2 separate regions of the Homo sapiens genome follow, and region 1 is linked to region 2. Evidence: chromatin contacts called from ENCODE Hi-C or POLR2A ChIA-PET data. All regions are on one chromosome and are shown on one strand. Each heading gives the region's core, a stretch centred on a gene start or an enhancer-like site at or near the end of the contact. The rest is flanking DNA. Distances are from core to core; before and after follow the strand shown. Region 1 overlaps LOC107986651 (a long non-coding RNA gene). Region 2 holds the start of LINC01625 (long intergenic non-protein coding RNA 1625).

Region 1 (2,754 bases), core at 144-2,643, 38 kb before region 2:
TAGCACAGCACCTGGCATATAGCAAGTTCTTACTGATGGTAGATATTACATTTTTGTTATAGTTAATAAATGTAAATGTGACCAATTCATCATTGTCATGTGTTTTCAAATTCTGAATATTTATGTTTTATTGTAGAGGGTGTATTTTTTGTCAGAAAATTATAAGACTAGAGGGAAAGACTAGTAACCAAATATAATTTTTCAAAAGCATAAATTTTATTCTCTAACAAGGCACATCAGAAAATACCATGAAAATTTCCTCATATTTTATAAAATTTATGAATATATAAAATACTGATGAGCTAAATGGATCTATTTTGTATTGATGAACATGATTTTATGTATTATCATAATAATAAAAATTAGATGAATTTAAAAGTCAATTGCTTGGAGGTTAGCAAAATATTGAAATGACTGAAGTTGAAGATTTATTACCACTTAACATACACTTATTTAATACCAAATATTTCACTGTGGAGGAATAGCTGAGAAACCAAATGTATTGACTAGAGTTTATATGAATGTTTCAATATAGCTGCTCTTACTTGATTATGTATTTTAAAATTTTGTTATTATTTTTTATTTATAAAATAGAGACAGGGTCTCATGTTGCCCATGCTGGTCTCGAACTCCCTGGCTCAAACGATCCTCCCGCCTCTGCCTTCCAAAGTGCTGAGATTACAGGAGTGAGCCACTGTGCCTGGCCAATTATATATTTTTAATGCCTAGTAAAAATCCATTATAAGGTACATTTTTGGCATTACCAATTAACTTGGGTGGGAAAATGTGTGATCCACAGCAGGGCAAGATTTCTATTTTAAAATAAAAGCAGATACAGTCAAATGAACCTTACTGGAACGAATAGGAATGATATTATTATGATATTCTGCATCCACATGGCAAGAGATGACACCATTTTCTGAATTTACTTCAGATAAATATCCCGCAGTGGAATCAGCCTTCCCAGGGACCTCCCTGGACTCTGAGAAGTGATTAAAGGGACTGTGCGGCAGTCATGGGGATGCAAGCAGCTGTGGCCATCAAACTGGTTCTAACAGGTCAGTCCTGATGAGAACTCCATGGTGGGGAAAATAAATCCTCTAAATTCCTGATGGGAGGCCTTTGACTTTTAATGTGACAAGTGATTAGTCAGGTGTATGTGAATAATCATTATACAGGAAACAACAACAGCAAAACAAAACCCAACCCAACTCACCAATGCAAAAAATGTCATGTTTTCAAAGTAATGATGTCCAGCCTGCCTTTTGCAAAGGGAAGAAGCACAGGAGCGGGTTTTACCAAGACAACACTGTGTTCTTATTCCACCAAGTGGAAGAAATAAAAGTAAGGAATTTTCTGGCCCACATCCAATCACTCAACCTCTGTTGACTGGGTCCAGATCTGCAGATGCCTCAGGCCACAGAGGTATTTGGCTGGACTCCACGTCTGTGTAGAAGGACAAAAGTCTTGCTATTTGCAGATTGTGTGGGTAGCAGGAGTCATGACGATGATGATGATGATGACGATCATGATCATGCTTTTAGTTGAGTGTTCTCTGACATTTTGATAGCTATTTGCACATAATTTTTAATCTAAGGATCCCAGGTAGATCTGCTAGTGGGGCTTCCAGGGGCTGTCTTGTCTCTGAGAGAATGTCCTTGGTGTCAGTTGCCTCCACCTGCCCTGGGCCATGCCCAGGCTGAAGGCCAGCAGCCAGCATTTTGCTTAGGTGTGAGGCTGTTGCATAGCAACTTTCTGTTCAAATATGCTAAAAATGGATTCTTATCCTTTTTCCAATCTTCTGTAAGACAGTCCCCATGTAGGACGCTATATTAGCACAGTGCCCAGCCTGCCCGAGTAGCTGGATAGGTACTCTGTAAATGCTTGGCTGCTGCTTCTTGTCGATGAATACATGAATGACTTCTTCATGCAAAGAGCAGCTTGCTACTTTTATCTTTCTCTCTGTCTCTCTCCTTTTTTTTGGAGGGCAACAGAGAGGATTAGGAATTTGGAAAACTCCTTAGTACATTACTGGTAGTTGCTTTTAATTCAATAGAAGACATGATCATTAGTATAATTTCAAATAGTTCCCAACTCCAATCCTTCATTTCTTCTTGTTTCTGTAAGGATCTCCTATTTAGTTGACTTCTCCATTCCTACATTTAGACATGAGAATGAGACCCTTAAGCAAGTCTTCTGGAAATTCCAGAACCTTGAGATTTGGTGCCAAGCCTAGGATTAAATTGAATTTAGAATGATTATAGCTGTTGTTTCTACAAACTCATTCCGGGGAGAGAAATGGAGACATCTATTGTGTACCTTTGTACTGGGTCATCTTAGTTAAACTCCATTTCTCGTAATCCCTTTCATTGTGGCTCCAGGTTACATTTAGGCACAAAAAAGATTTGAACAAGATCTGGAAGGAGAAAGTGAAGCAGCAGCCATATTTCACCCACTGAAGGTGGATGTAGAACTGCAGGTGCAGTGGCAGATTATGCAAACTGATGACGGTCATGAGTTCACATTGTGGACCACCCAGGCCACAGCTCCTCCAGCAACCACGGATCTTCCTTTGGCTTCTCTGAATCTCTAGCCTGATATATGCACAGCTCCATGGTAAAGTGTGTTGGCTTTACCATGCAGATTTCCTTGTCACTGATGCTGAAGCGGATGAAAGACAGACGTGAATTCCAATTTGTCCTCATGGGTTCCAGTTTATTCTCTCTCTTTCTCCTTTTTTTTTTTTTTTTTCCT
Region 2 (2,840 bases), core at 323-2,822:
AAGTGTCCTAGTTAGACCAATTTAGTCCAGCTCTGAAAGAACAGATAGGTAAGATAGACTGTCACATTCCATCAAGTTAATTTCTAATTTCACAATTGAGGTTTTAATAGGACGTCTGGCCTATTAAGGTCTTTTACTCTGTTCAAGAGCAACCAAACACCGCTGCCAATTCTATCATTAAGATCAAGCTGCTGTTCAGCGACCCTCCCCTCGGCTGCCCTTCCGTCTTGGGGCCTTCCCAGCCTGCCTATGGTTAGGAGCCGTTTAAAAAGTTGCACTCATTCTAGTTACACCCTGCCACACCTCCAAGCCTGTGGATGATTTCGTCTGAGTTCCCAGCAGTCTTAAAGCTTTGCCAACAGCAGACGGAGGTATCACGCTGAGCTCTGTGGAGAGAAAGCTTTGCACTGTGCAAGTGACCCATTTGGCACCAGAGAGGGGGAGGGGAAGAGAAATCCTGATGGGCTCCAGGGACTCCTCATCCATCTACTTCTCCCCGGGATCCTCTCCTGGAGGGCTCTTGCAAACACAGTTGCCCCGCCACGGTGGAGGATCATCAACAGAAACCCACGAAACAAGGCCATGCCCCGTGGCACTCTGAGTCAGTCCCGTAGCGTGATTTACCAGCTCTCTGAAAAAAGAAATCTGCTAGGACCTGGGCTGGAACCGTAAGATGTAAAGATGTCAAGTTGAAAAACCTAGGGTGGGCCCAAACCTCCAACTCCCCAGCCCCGATTCCCACCCTGGGAAAATCATTCCAGTGTAAACATTTCTTTTTACATTTAGTATATCTGTGCAAGAAAAACTACTTTATTACTCAACATTAATAACATTCACTTTGAACCTTAATTCTGAAAACCACAGAATTTTTTAAATGCTGTAAATAGCTGACACGGGTGTTCTTCCCTTGCTTTCAAAGGAATTGTTTTTGTAATTACTGAGCAGGGTGAAGCTGAATTTCCCCTGCAGTAAACAGGAGAGTGTGTAATGAGATATCTTAACTAAAAACATTAATCATATTCAGATTAATTAATAATAGAAAACTTTCAGGACATTCTTAATGCTTTAAAAACAAAAAAGCTTTTATTTTTTGAAGTTGTTAGGTCTCCATTCTAGTTCTGAGTACAAATAAATGCCTGACATATGGTCTAAGCCAAATTCCAAAATGTAGCAAAAACAGTGCCTGCATATTTGGCAGGAATTTAAACCAGTTCAGGTCAGTGTCTCTTTCTGCCCAAAGAAGAGTTTCTGCATTTGCACTGAGCTAGGAAAATAACACAGGAAAACATGGGGAACAACACGGAATATTGTAAGCTCCAGTACCCGGCTGGCCAAAGAATAATGTTTGGGGCAACTCTGAAATTACCGCCCAGGCTGCAGTTTGGGTTTGCATAACGTCTTGGAGGACTGTGAGCAAGACAGAAAGTACCGATTGCATTGTTGTAAGGAAATTGCCTTCCCCCTTCTAAAGCTCTCACCTTGCAAATCACCCCCTCTTAGCAAAAGCACATCTTACTTGTTAACTCTTCCCCTGCTACTAACCTTTTCAATCATCCCCCTTCATCATTGCAGAATGGCCTTTGGAACAAAGCAGCATTTTAAAGCCTTTCCCACTAAAAGTTTGCCCCTCCCCCCCTTTAAAGAGGCAGTGTGGGGGTAATTTTCTTTCTTCCTTTCTTTTTTTGTGTTTTTTTTTTGTTTTTTTTTGTTGTTGTTTTTTAAATTTGTTTTTCTGCAGTGTACTCTTGTGAGGTTGTCATTGTTTGGGGGTTGATGGATATTTCTTCAGAGATACCATCATATCGCTTGTTATTGTAACACTTATTGGTGATAAAGTTCAGACTAAAAATTAAGCAGCTGCAATGTAGCAGCACAAATTAGTTTAATGTAAGCAGTCAGGAGCAGCTGGCTGGCTCAGGACTTGAATTTAGCTGTGGGGGGAAGGGTTCTGTGACGCTGATGTGTTTTTTTCCTCTACATAAACATTTTTGGCTGTTGCAGCTTTTGTGCTGATCATGTGACAGTGTCCCTAGGCAGATAATTTATTTCTGTGGCTTTCATGAGCAATCATTAACCTTCAGACACCCAGTTTGCTTTTGCTTTGTGGCATTTATTATTATTATTTTATTATTATTATTATTATTTTTCGTATACTAACTAGTTTAATTCAGAAAGTGTCAGGAGAAAATTACAACCAATTTACGATAGACTGCAATGCATAATACTTATGTTTCCATTAAAGCAGACCTTGCTTATAAGACCATTCTCATAGCTTTGAGGGTGTTTGTGAATCAGGATAATTATTTTCAGTGTGTCTGTCGTTAGGATGCTCCTTTAGTATCCTCTTCTGATTGCCAGGCCTCTGCAAGCTGGCCTTGGAGAAACTCAATTTGGAGATCAACCTTTGGCAGTCTTCGTCTACTCGCTAGGAGGCTGGAACCCCAGAGGGGTTAGAAATTGGGCTTCTGGAGACAGGCACTACTTCGGTCCCTTCTTCCTTCAACAACTGACACGCCAGCCTTCAGTAAACAGTGTGGCCATTTGTAGTGAATAACTGGAGCTGGAATATATTGGGGTTGAAAAACAAAGGAAATTAGAAACAGTGTCCTGCATAAATCAGAAGGGGGTGGGGGACAGAAAAGTATCATTTCTGACATCTACTAATCATGCTGACCTGTTTTCTGAATTTATCTGTTTTGTCCTTCTCAGATCTGTTTGTGTTGCTCAGCCATTTCTGCCAACCAGTAATTCAGGAGTGAAATGCACAGGGTCACTCTTTGGTGTCTATCATACATGATATCTTCAGACACTTTCAGAATGCCGATTATCTCGTGGGTATT

Evidence for each region. Hi-C counts contacts between places; a loop is a spot of excess contacts on that map. ChIA-PET counts read pairs that join two places held with the same protein, here RNA polymerase II (POLR2A). Pooled maps may share reads with other maps.
Region 1: a loop to region 2 is called in a map with no recorded cell type, with 5 times the contacts of the local background. The contact joins the enhancer-like site here to the promoter of LINC01625 in region 2. A Hi-C loop is called at or near these places in 2 of 168 maps with a recorded cell type or tissue (K562 and endothelial cell of hepatic sinusoid), 4 of 37 single-sample maps with no recorded cell type and 4 of 50 pooled maps. POLR2A ChIA-PET finds 5 or more read pairs at or near these places in 5 of 52 experiments (BJ, CD4-positive, alpha-beta T cell, K562 and 2 more).

The regions. Positions count from the first base shown.
Region 1 is chr6:139,435,403-139,438,156 of GRCh38, forward strand. LOC107986651 (a long non-coding RNA gene) reads left to right here. Exons shown (of 6, transcript XR_001744382.1): 4 at 935-1,058. Among named protein-coding and RNA genes, the nearest start is that of LINC01625, 38 kb to the right of the region's middle. Within about 2 kb of position 1,394, at least 3 of the 41 ENCODE cell types and tissues checked have a DNase peak (open chromatin) inside an H3K27ac peak, as active enhancers do.
Region 2 is chr6:139,473,024-139,475,863 of GRCh38, forward strand. LINC01625 (long intergenic non-protein coding RNA 1625) reads right to left here and starts at 1,573. Exons shown (of 4, transcript NR_033919.1): 1 at 1,543-1,573; 2 at 1-32. RefSeq lists an enhancer at 1-462.